2 separate regions of the Homo sapiens genome follow, and region 2 is linked to region 1. A link is a contact called in ENCODE Hi-C or POLR2A ChIA-PET data. All regions are on one chromosome and are shown on one strand. The core of a region is the stretch at or near the end of the contact, and the rest is flanking DNA. Distances in the headings are between cores, read along the strand shown. Region 1 holds the start of LAMC1-AS1 (LAMC1 antisense RNA 1). Region 2 overlaps LAMC1 (laminin subunit gamma 1).

The links. A loop is a pair of places that touch in the nucleus more often than their neighbours do. ChIA-PET counts read pairs that join two places held with the same protein, here RNA polymerase II (POLR2A). Pooled maps may share reads with other maps.
Region 2: a loop to region 1 is called in a pooled map, with 2.2 times the contacts of the local background. The contact joins the enhancer-like site here to the promoter of LAMC1-AS1 in region 1. A Hi-C loop is called at or near these places in 2 of 168 maps with a recorded cell type or tissue (lower leg skin and transverse colon), 2 of 37 single-sample maps with no recorded cell type and 4 of 50 pooled maps. POLR2A ChIA-PET finds 5 or more read pairs at or near these places in 5 of 52 experiments (AG04450, MCF 10A, OCI-LY7 and 2 more).

Annotation. Positions count from the first base shown.
Region 1 is chr1:183,137,545-183,143,762 of GRCh38, forward strand. LAMC1-AS1 (LAMC1 antisense RNA 1) reads right to left here and starts at 3,726. Exons shown (of 3, transcript NR_149048.1): 1 at 3,598-3,726; 2 at 3,267-3,425; 3 at 858-1,036. LAMC1 (laminin subunit gamma 1) reads left to right here. Exons shown (of 28, transcript NM_002293.4): 26 at 125-283; 27 at 2,860-2,959; 28 at 4,990-6,218. The coding sequence ends at 5,246.
Region 2 is chr1:183,066,477-183,072,694 of GRCh38, forward strand. All of the region lies in intron 1 of LAMC1 (laminin subunit gamma 1), which reads left to right. Among named protein-coding and RNA genes, the nearest start is that of LAMC1, 46 kb to the left of the region's middle. RefSeq lists enhancers at 4,324-4,393, 4,404-4,453. Within about 2 kb of position 3,540, at least 7 of the 41 ENCODE cell types and tissues checked have a DNase peak (open chromatin) inside an H3K27ac peak, as active enhancers do; they include OCI-LY7, where a contact is called at or near this core.

The sequences.
Region 1 (6,218 bases), core at 2,476-4,975:
ATCAATATATTATTATTTCTGGATTATATTTTTAAGACATTTTATAAATTATAAAAGGAGCGGGAGCATACTTGAGAAAAAGGAAAGCTTTTTTAAAAAAAGTACAATTTTCTTTTGTGCCTAGAATGCCACCAGCACCAAGGCAGAAGCTGAAAGAACTTTTGCAGAAGTTACAGATCTGGATAATGAGGTGAACAATATGTTGAAGCAACTGCAGGAAGCAGAAAAAGAGCTAAAGAGAAAACAAGATGACGCTGACCAGGACATGATGATGGCAGGGATGGTAAGAGGTTTTGGTATATTTGCTCATTGGCAGAAAGTGAACAGTGTTTAATAATAAAGATCCCCCACTTGTTGAGAAGAGTCTTTTTTATATTGACTTCTGTTTTTCATCACATTGTCTCGTCAAGAATTGGGTTAGTAGCTTACATAGAAGACAAAGAATTTGGATCTTCTGCCAGGTAATTTTGTTGCACAATTGTCCTGTCCCAAAGTTACTCAGTTAAAAGTAAAACATTGCTTTACACGTTTGAGGTTTTAGGACATTAAAAGTATGTGTTTATATTTTTCACTGGGTAATTCATAAATGTTAATAAAAAAGGAATGCAATGAAGTTAATTTTCTTCTTATTCTTGTTCTCCCAGCACCTTTAGAGACAAAGACAAGTTTCTTGTATATAAGAAATTTTTGAAGATGGCATTGTCTACCACCCCACCAAAACATATGAAACTTACATCTAGTTTAATTTTTCACGTTTTGTGATAATGTGTATGCAAGGTACTATTTGTAACAAAATTGACTTGTCAATGGATGGCCCAAGGAAGAACTAAGGTCCATTTTTCTGTTCTATGCTATATTTTGCTTTGAAAAGACTTTAATGGAGTCACAGTAGGAATATTCTTTTTCCAGTTGGGTGTAGCAATCACGGTAATGACATACACGAACTTGTGGTTACTTGCTCACTTTCAGTGGCAAAGAAGAGGCCGTCGTTCACTGCTGCCAGAAAACATAGTCCCTCAGTGTGGGTCATTTTCATCTTGGGATGGAAAAAAGAAGTACAAAGCCTGTTAATCTCAGTAAAAACTCTAGGGAAGTGATAAAGGAAACTATCTCTGTGCAACCACCTAATTTTATTATGCTTTTTACAGGTAGGGGGGTGGATGTTGGTTTGGATTGTCCTGATTTTCTCCGTTATGGTGTGGCTCAAGTAAAAATTCCCATAAAGGTGTCTGGGCGCAGTGGTTCACTCCTGTAATCCCAGCACTTTGAGAGGCCGAGGTGGGTGGATCGCCTGTGGTCAGGAATTCGAGACCAGCCTGGCCAACATGGTGAAACGCTATCTCTACTAAAAATACAAAAATTAGTTGGGCATGGTGGTGGGTGCCTGTTACCCCAGCTACATAGGAGGCTGAGGCAGGAGAATTGCTTGAACTTGGGAGGTGGAGGTTGTAATGAGCCAAGATCACTCCACCCTGGGCCACAGAGGAAGACTCCGTCTCAAAAAAACAAAAATTCCCATAAAAAAAATAGATGTTTCTCACATGTTGAGCATATATGGATTTCATTTTTAATATGATTGTAGAAACATTAGATTTAAAGCATATTGAAAAAGAAAACAGTATATTCTTTAGGAGCTTCAAAAAAGGGTTTTGGTTTAGTTCAAAGGGTGAAAGAAGATCTTTTATTATTTTGGTAAATAACTTCTAAGGAAACAAACCACCCTCACATGCACTATCTCATTTGTATTTCTGTCAATTCTGAAAGGCCAGCATTTGGCCAGTATTATTTGAATCTGTATTGTATTTTTTAACCAGAAGAATGAAGGTTTATAGCTTCATTCTTTTGGAAGAGGAGGCTGGAGACCACAGGTTAAATGCAGGTGCATCGCTCTTGGCCGGCCCTGGCAGGGTCCTTTCTCCCTCCTTTTACACTCGCAGACAAGCTTGTGGATGCTCAATAAGGACAGCTGCCGTTTGGACAGAGATTAATCATTTATTTGTGAAGGTTTTTTCTGCCTTGCTTTCTTGTTCTTTTTTAAATCTTCACATTGTTTTGATCCCAAAATGTTTGTGTTGTCCTTACTCAAAACTAGGAAAAACAATTATGTGGTAAGAGGCTCAGAGCCACTTACTTAAATCTCAACTAGATTTATTTGTGAGAACATCTGTTTTCTGATATTTAGACACTTCCTCTTCCATTGCTGTTTCCTATGACTCATGCACAGTTATTTGTTCAGGTTTCATGGAATTTCCCAAGTGTATTTACCTTTGTTTGGTTTTTAAAATGTAAATTATATTGCCCCAATAAATGAGTATGTGTGTCAGGGGGACTGTGGCTGGGTCATTGCATGTGGAGGGGGAGTTTACAGAAGAGAACTCCTAGAAGAGCTTTACTTAACTATGAAAATTTTCAAAGAATAGGACATTTCTAATAAGTCCCTAAGAGTGTCCTGAAGGACATGTTTTGGTTCTGAAACATAGTTTCTATAATCATCCTTAAAAAATAACTTGTTTCTGCTTAATAGGCTTTACTATGAATATACCTCCATATATTATTGAGTTAGAATGTGAGAAAAGGAGATTAATTTTTGAAGTACAAATATAGTGAGTTAGTGAGTGTAGGCATCCTGACTGCCTAGTCATAACTTTGATGAAGTAGAAATACCAACATCCTCAATATGAAGATATGCAGCAGCCCCACCAAAAAAAAAAAAAAAAAAAAGCAATGAGAGGTTTCAATTTCCTAAGTTAGAAAAGGGAAGAAAATCTGGAAATTAGATTTGTTGGGTCATTGGGAAAAAAGATTTAAAGAAGATGAAAACATACAGTCAAGACTCTTTGCCTCATTTTTCCCTTACAGGCTTCACAGGCTGCTCAAGAAGCCGAGATCAATGCCAGAAAAGCCAAAAACTCTGTTACTAGCCTCCTCAGCATTATTAATGACCTCTTGGAGCAGCTGGGTACGTAGCCATAGAGTCATTTTTGTCAGTCTCTGAATCTTTTGTACTGTTCTTAGGATCTGATATAGTACAGTTGACTCAAAAGCAGATGATATAGGTTTACATGAATCCCTTTTAAGTCATTAATTAAATTATTAATATTTCCTTTTGCTGTTGCTTATTTTTGAAAGCCTTATAAAATAAATGTTTGTCTTGCATGACAGGGTCTTTAAGAGCAACTTGCTTCTTTACCATACTTATTATTTGTCAGCTTTACAGTGTGACCTGAATCATGACTTTAGGCTGTGTTAATGTGACAAGTACTTACTAGGTGCCTTCTGTGGACCTTGCCCTAAGTAGAACACTGTGGTCTGAGGAGTTTCTTTTTATATTTTGAAGATATATTGCCAGCTAGGGTAGCATTTATGGTCCAGTATCATTGTACAACTAAACAGTGATTTTTCTTAACTCATCTTGCTGGCAGTATCTTTAAGGGATTTAAAGTAAAGGATTTCAATAGTAGAATAAAAGAATAGTAGAATCACAGGCTGGGTGTGATGGCTCACACTGGTAATCCCAGTACTTTAAGAAGCCATGCAAGGAGGATAGCTTGAGGCCAGGAGTTTGAGACCAGCCTAGGCAACATAGCGAGATCTCACCTCGTCTCTTCAAATTATTTTAAAAATTAGCTGGGTGTGGTGCTACACGCCTGTAGTCCTAGCTACCCGGGAGACTGAAGCAGGTGCATCACTTGAGTTTGAGGTGATAGTGAGCTGTTATCGTGCCACTGCACTCCACCCTGGGCAACAGAGCGAAACCCTGTCTCAATTTAAAAAACGAAAAAGAACACTTAAAACTGGTCATGACTTTACTGCCTGGAATTCTCTTCATTTGCTAAGTAAGGACAGTCCGATGAGGGGAAAGCTTTCATGCCAAAAGAGAGAAAAACCTTGATTTTTCAAGGAAATCTATGCATACGGAAACCTTCTTTTAATCCAGTTTGATAGGGTGTTAGGGAGCAGGCTTCATTTTAGGACAGATGCACTTTTGTCACCAGACTCCATTATAAAGTGTCAACACTCTAGCCAGGACTCTTTGTAGCAAGGCATTATATTTTAATTTGCCAGCCTTTAAAGACTGGTGCATTTTGTTTTGGTGGGGGGCTACAGGGGTATTTTTTATCGGTCTCAAATGTCAAGAATAAGTTATGTGCCAACAGATGGATATAAAATGAAAGTAAGCTAGAAGAGAAAGCTTTTTGTGGAACAGCCAGACTTTTAACATTAGTCTGACTTGGGTTAGTATCTTTGCTTTGTTGCCTATAGGCTGTGCAAACTTGGGCAAATTATTTAACATCTGAGAATCACTGATGTAAAATGGTCTTGTGAGACTTTAATCAAGTCAAGTATGCATGAAATGCTGTCTATTGTGTCTGCTTTTGTTTGTTATGGAAACATCTCATTTCTTTCAAAAGAACCTCTTTTTCTTGCTAAGCTTAAAGTGAAGACTTGCTGAAATTATTTCAGCATTTTACTCCTGGCCATTTTCCATAGGAAGGCTCCTAATAGTGTCTAACTCCTGAAAGCAGAAAGTGACCTTCAAAACTGACCCATCTTCCCTGGAATCTCTCTAAGAGCTGAGGGATTAGGGTTCTTAGAGATTTGTGTATCTTTGATGGCACTAAAATGACATAGAGTTTACATGTATACACCTGGAAAAGGTATTAAATGTTATCAGATGGCCCTCAAAGGTCTAGAACATGGTAGCTGTGCATTGAGGAAACATTCTGCAAAAACCATTGTCTCAGAAAGAAACATCCAGCTCTATATTAATTGTATGCTCAGACCCATCCCTGCTGGGTTAGGTCAGCATTTGTACTTGGTTTGCATATTTTATACCATTGTGTGACATCAACAATCTGCAAGTCACATTTGCCGGGCTGCCTGTGCAGAATGGCAGCTGCTGGGCCTAGAGTCTAGTGCAGGTACTTGTGAAGGGATCATTCTTACTGAATATGTCTGTTCTCTTCTATGTACTTTCTGACCCTCCAGGGCAGCTGGATACAGTGGACCTGAATAAGCTAAACGAGATTGAAGGCACCCTAAACAAAGCCAAAGATGAAATGAAGGTCAGCGATCTTGATAGGAAAGTGTCTGACCTGGAGAATGAAGCCAAGAAGCAGGAGGCTGCCATCATGGACTATAACCGAGATATCGAGGAGATCATGAAGGACATTCGCAATCTGGAGGACATCAGGAAGACCTTACCATCTGGCTGCTTCAACACCCCGTCCATTGAAAAGCCCTAGTGTCTTTAGGGCTGGAAGGCAGCATCCCTCTGACAGGGGGGCAGTTGTGAGGCCACAGAGTGCCTTGACACAAAGATTACATTTTTCAGACCCCCACTCCTCTGCTGCTGTCCATGACTGTCCTTTTGAACCAGGAAAAGTCACAGAGTTTAAAGAGAAGCAAATTAAACATCCTGAATCGGGAACAAAGGGTTTTATCTAATAAAGTGTCTCTTCCATTCACGTTGCTACCTTACCCACACTTTCCCTTCTGATTTGCGTGAGGACGTGGCATCCTACGTTACTGTACAGTGGCATAAGCACATCGTGTGAGCCCATGTATGCTGGGGTAGAGCAAGTAGCCCTCCCCTGTCTCATCGATACCAGCAGAACCTCCTCAGTCTCAGTACTCTTGTTTCTATGAAGGAAAAGTTTGGCTACTAACAGTAGCATTGTGATGGCCAGTATATCCAGTCCATGGATAAAGAAAATGCATCTGCATCTCCTACCCCTCTTCCTTCTAAGCAAAAGGAAATAAACATCCTGTGCCAAAGGTATTGGTCATTTAGAATGTCGGTAGCCATCCATCAGTGCTTTTAGTTATTATGAGTGTAGGACACTGAGCCATCCGTGGGTCAGGATGCAATTATTTATAAAAGTCTCCAGGTGAACATGGCTGAAGATTTTTCTAGTATATTAATAATTGACTAGGAAGATGAACTTTTTTTCAGATCTTTGGGCAGCTGATAATTTAAATCTGGATGGGCAGCTTGCACTCACCAATAGACCAAAAGACATCTTTTGATATTCTTATAAATGGAACTTACACAGAAGAAATAGGGATATGATAACCACTAAAATTTTGTTTTCAAAATCAAACTAATTCTTACAGCTTTTTTATTAGTTAGTCTTGGAACTAGTGTTAAGTATCTGGCAGAGAACAGTTAATCCCTAAGGTCTTGACAAAACAGAAGAAAAACAAGCCTCCTCGTC
Region 2 (6,218 bases), core at 2,290-4,789, 71 kb before region 1:
ATCATTCTACTATAAAGACACATGCACACATACGTTTATTGCAGCACTGTTCACAATAGCAAGGACTTGGAACCAACCCAAATGTCCGTCAGTGATAGACTGGATAAAGGAAATGTGGCACATAAACACCATGGAATACTATGCAGCCATAAAAAAGGATGAGTTCATGTCATTTGCAGGGACATGGATGAAGCTGGAAAGCATCATTCTCAGCAAACTAACACAGGAACAGAAAACCAAACACTGCATGTTCTCACTCATAAGTGGGAGTTGAACAATGAGAACACATGGACACAGGGAGGGGAACATCACATACTGGGGCCTTTCAGGGGGTTGGGGGCTAGGGAAGGGATAGCATTAGGAGAAATACCTAATGTAGATGACAGGTTGATGGGTTAATGGGTGCAGCAAACCACCATGCACATGTTGTGTACCTATGTAACAAACCTGCACATTCTGCACATGTATCTGAGAACTTAAAGTATAATTTAAAAAAAAATGTAAAGAAAAGCATCTGCCACAGAGCTTGGGCCAATAAGTTTGGTTTATTGTGTTTTAGTCATTGGTATATAGCTTTTCTGAAGTTATGCATTACAGTTAATTACATTCTAAGAGTGCATTATAAGGTTAATTTCTTGTTTTGATACCAGGGTTTGTTAAAAAGGAACAATATTTTCTAGAAAAGCTTTAAAGTAGTCATATTCTTACAGATTTTAAATCTAGGACTTTGTCTAACTATTGATGATTTATTGAGTAGCTCTGGGATTTTTTTCAGAAATTAAAAAAAATCTTTCATCTGTACAATTTTTCAGTTTTGTTTAGAATTCTTTTTTTGTCATTGCATTTTTAAAGCACTCATTTTAATTTAATAAAACGATGAGTGTGTCTCCTAAAGTTGACCACACAACTGCAAATTGTATTTTTTGCATTTCTTTGTTGGCAGTAGTAGTTTCCTATTGGCTGTTCTGTACTTATATATATAGATATACATATATATTTTTGTTGTTGTTGTTGTTGTTGTTGTTTTTGAGAGACGGAGTCTCGCTCTGTCACCCAGGCTGGAGTGCAGTGGCAGGATCTTGGCTCACTGCAACCTCTGCCTCCCAGGTTCAAGTAATTCTCCTGCCTCAGCCTCCTGAGTAGCTGGGACTACAAGCGCACGCCACCACATCCAGCTATTTTTTTTTGTAGTTTTAGTAGAGATAGGGTTTTACTGTATTGGCCAGGCTGGTGTCAAACTCCTGACCTCGTTATCCACCTGCCTTGGCCTCCCAAAGTACTGGGATTACAGATGTGAGCCACCACGCCTGGCCACTTGTCAATATATTTAAAAATTTTTTTATTTTTGGCTTGTCAGTATTGACCTTAATATTTGTAGTATTGGGAGTATCATGATAGCAGAAAGGACTTTGGAAAATCTATTATTAGAGGGCTTCACATGGGTGCTTCTGTAATAAAATGAATGGTGAAAAGAGACTTAACCATTTATAGTTGTTGGCTTCGGATAAATCTCCCAGAAAATAAGTGGATTGGAGTCCATTAACCCAAGCTTCCCAAAGCATAATGGGAGTTGAGCTTAGGGCCTGTTTCCTAGTGAGTGACCTACTGAGGCTTAGGGGCTAGATCAAAAGGATCTGGTAGTACTGAGTTTCTTAGTACCAAATTGAAAATGGATTTCTTTTTTTTAAAAAAGGCCTTTGTTACAATCTTATTGCCTGAGATGATGTAACATGTTAATGGGTTATCCATTTTGTATTGTTTTTTTTTGTGTGTGTATGTGTGTGTGTAAAGAATACACACAATCTCAATGCTGAAATGAATTTGAAATGTAAACTAATTATTTTCAAGTGCATAGGATATTACAGTCTAAGGTAAGAAACAGTAAGCTAGTACTCATTTGTTGTGCTAAGCAAATTACTAATTATTTAGGTGAGCATGAAGAAGAAAACCAAACCAGAAAGGTTTAGGGATATTAATGTTCTTCAAATTAGTTAAGAAAGTTAGCAGCAGCCACTGAATGAGGACCTACTATGTGTAAGCATATTTTATGCTCATTTTCCTCACAAGAACTCTATGAAGTAGATATCAAATTATTGCAGGTCTCTAATTGCATATCCAGCACTCAAGGCAAGAGGTGTTTCACAATTCATGACTTTTTTAGGTTTTTAGAAAAGTGACACATGGGCTGGGCACGGTAGCTCATGCCTGTAATCCCAGCACTTTGGAAGGCTGAGGTGGGTGGATCCATGAGGTCAGGAGATTGAGACCATCCTGGCTAACATGGTGAAACCCCATTGCTACTAAAAACACAAAAAATTAGCCGGGCATGGTGGCGGGCGCCTGTAGTCCCAGCTACTTGGGAGGCTGAGGCAGGAGAATCGCTTGAACCCAGGAGGCGAAGGTTGCAGTGAGCCGAGATCGCGCCACTGCACTCCAGCCTGGCAACAGAGCGAGACTCCATCTCAAAAAAAAAAGAAAGAAAAGTGACACAGGTATATACTTTATATCAGTGGTCCCCAACCTTTTTGGCACCAGGGACTTGTTTTGTGGGAGACAGTTTTCCACTGTTGAATTCTGCCTGGAGTATATGTTTTAAAATTCAATATGTAACTTCATATTACAGACTCTCTACTGTACCTGCTATATTGTGTATTACAACAACATCTGAACTCAGTGAATGGTTTTAGGTTCATTGTCAGGACTCTGGGTCCATTTATATGGCATATAAGCATTTTAACTTGTTTCTTGCCATATTTTCAAAACAGCCTTGTGTATGTCTGGGAACAATAAATAGGGAGTTTCATTATCACTGTTGTGCTAATGCATGTTTAAAGTTAGACAGATGAGTAGCTGTTCATCAATATATGTAAAACCTAGAGAAATGATTAGCTATTCATCAATATATGTAAAACTTAATTATTAAAAAAATGTAATGTCCTATGTCTGTGCACTGGGAGATCCAGGAAAGGTAAAAGTTAAGTCATTATCCTCAAGGAGATTACAGTCTAGTTGGAGGTGTATATTATACTATTTATTCTGTTGTTTCAGTGGGATTTGTTGTGGGAGAGAAAGGTAAGTTAAACAGAAAGCCTGAAGAGAGGTCTGGGTGTCCAGTGTGTCAGGGAATGCCTCCTTCTTGTAGCATCCAACCAGATTGTTTTGGGAGTTAGAAATGTAATGCAGTCAGTCCCCCAACTTAAAGAAATACAGCCCAGACCATCTGGTATGTCACAGTTGTGTGGTAACAGCAGTAAGGAGCATCGGCTGAGTCTGAGGGGAGAGCTGGGTGCTCCTTGCACCTCCCTGGCCCTGGCAGGTCTCTTTGCTGATCTTGTGCTGCTTTCTGAGGAGCCTGTTTTTAGAATGCTTCTCCAGGTAGCCAGCACCAGTGGACCATCATTGAAGTAGGAGTGGGTGTTGAAAGAGATAGGGAGGGCATTCCAGGTAGATAGTGTGGACAAAGGCACCAAGCCTGAAAAAAGAATGGCCCGGTTGAATAATTTTAAGTAGTTTGAGATGGCACAGTGCCCGGCACACAGTCTCTTCATAAATGATTACTCAAAGATTGAGTGAGTGGACAGATGAATGAATGGGCTAGATTGTGGCATGTGCGTGGAATTAGGTAAGAGATTCTTAGACTTGATCATAATTGCCTAGTAAATCATTCTTCCATAGCCCTTTTATAAGGTAAATACCTAGTCATAAAGTTCAATCTGTGATTCACTAGTTATATTTGCAAATTATTTAGTCTCTGGGCCTGTTTCCTCACCTATAAACAAGGTAGTTAGGCTTGAGAACTCCTCTATTCCTTCCATCTTTAGAATAGCTATGATTTTAAGTAAAGGGACAGGGACCAACTAGTGCTTCTGTTGGGGGTTCAGAGCTGAACCTCTTCTGCTGTCCTGGCTCTTTAGGCATCTCTCTGGCCTGTCACAGAGGTTGGATGACTGGGATGCCTTGTGGATGCCCAGATGTTCCTGGGATACTTCCAGTTTTGTGGGTGATGGTAATGTCTGTGTGTTCTTCCTTTGTCATCTGGGCCGTGATTTGAAGGATATACTACCATTTGTATTTAATGTCTAGGGTGGTGAGATAAGAGCTCCTATTAGATTTTTTAACTAGAAATGGAATAAATGCTGTATCTAGTTAATAATTAGGAAAACTTTACTCATATTTTTTATTTGGGGCTTAAGGAGAAAATAAACTTTAATTTAGGGATTTTTTTTTTCCTGCTTGAATTCAGTAGGGTCTTCCTCAAAATCTTAAATGGGAGTTCTCAGTTCCCCTTGTAATGTCAACCTCGGCAAATTTCTTCTGTTGATATGGAAAGAATTGTTGGACAGGTGGTAAGGGTAACTGAGCAGTGGGTAGGGATGAGTTCAAAGAAGAGAAATCCTACAGACGATGGTTGGTTGGATGATAAATATGAAGGATTGTGTGCTGATGTATTCCCTGTGGTGGTCTGCAAGAGTGTGTGGGAGACATTTGTTCTCATTTCCTGTTTCATCACAGCCTGCCACCTGCTGTGTCGCTATACAAAGTAACATCACTTTTAAAGATTGCTGTTTAGGAAATCATGTTTTATATGTCAGGAAGCTGGGTTTTTTTTGTTTTTGTTTTTTTTTTTTTGAGTCCCATTAAAGACTGATCCAGGAAGCATCTCTCTATATGAAACTTGGTGTGTATGTGTGTGTTTGTGTGTGTGTTGACAACTTAGGAAATTGGTGATTGATGCAGAAAGGAAGACAATGAGTAACTTGGGATTGTGCCTGTATGGATGTTTTGTCTACACGTGGGTGGAGGAAAATACTTGATGCTGTGTTCTGTAGCTATTACCCTGTGGAGTTTCTCACTTGAAAATTGAAGCTGTGTCCAGATACAGCTGTAATTCAGAATAATAGCAAGCATAGTACTGTCTTTGTTTTTCTGGGCCCTGGGAAGACAAGTCTACAGCTCTTTGAGGTTCATGTGTGACTCTACATTCCGGCCTCATTATTTGGAGGTTTGATATTTGCATGTTTGCCTGCTTGCTAAGCTTTGAAACCACAGAAATCAATCTTTATGGTAGTTTGTGGTCATTTGGGACATCTGCAGAGCAGTGAAAAATTTGAGTCCCTGAAACACACACAGCTCAGCTGAAGTAAAAGGAGGTGATGTTCTGCCTTCTTGTTTCAGCTGCACTGCTGTAAATAAATATCACTTTCTTAGCCTATTTAATGCCGTATTTTCCCCATTTCTGTCCTTTTTATTGGTGATTTCACTGCCTAACATGACCCTCAAGCATAGTGCTGAAGTGCCGTCTTAAGTTCCCAAACACAAGAAGGTGTGTGCCTTAGGGAGAAGGTGCATGTGATGGGTAAGCTTTGTTCAGGCAAAACACATGGAAAACAAGGTTATATTCTGTCCAGTTGACGAAAATGTTGAGACCAGAGGTTTGCAGATGTCAACTTCTGAAACAATGATTCTGTATTCTCTAATGCAGTGTTATGTTATAGAAATACAAGTACCATGAGCAGTAAAAATTGTATTTAGAGTAGAAGCTAATTGGTCCTAGTCATGGTTCACATATCTGGGTGAACATGGGGAATTTTTATGCCTTGTGAAACATATTTTAAAAGTTACCTTTTGAAAATTAAAGGAACTGTTTGATTTGGAGCTAAGAACAAATAATAGCACATAGGTAGTTTGACTTTCTGAATTCTTTTAAGTCTGCTATTTGGAGGCACTGTTTGTCATAATGTGACCATAGTGAGCTTCTGAGTATGGATGAAATCTTGTTACAACACATTCCAAAGACGATGAGGCATGGGGACATTTAATTCAAGTGTTCGTTGCAGGGTCTGCAGACAGCTCTTTGAATATCTTAAACTCCAAGGGTCCTGTCTGACTTATGTATCTGTCTGCTTCCTTAGAGGCCAGCTTCATAGAGAGCCCTCTTTCCTCAGATTTTCAACATTGTATTCCGTTTGCAAAGACCCTTCTTTATGGGTGTGGTCACTTCTAGAACGAATGCCTCAATTGAAGCTGGGAAATGGTGGAAGAGACTTTTTCCAAGTTGCTGTTACTGGGAGCTGTGAGAGACTATTGAGGTGTGATTAATGAATGTCTTTTGGGTATTGCAGGTTAAAACAGGGGTCCCCAACCCCTGGGCCACGAACCGGTACCAGTCTGTGGCCTGTTAGGAACTGGGCTGCACAGCAGGAGGGGAGCAGCAGGCA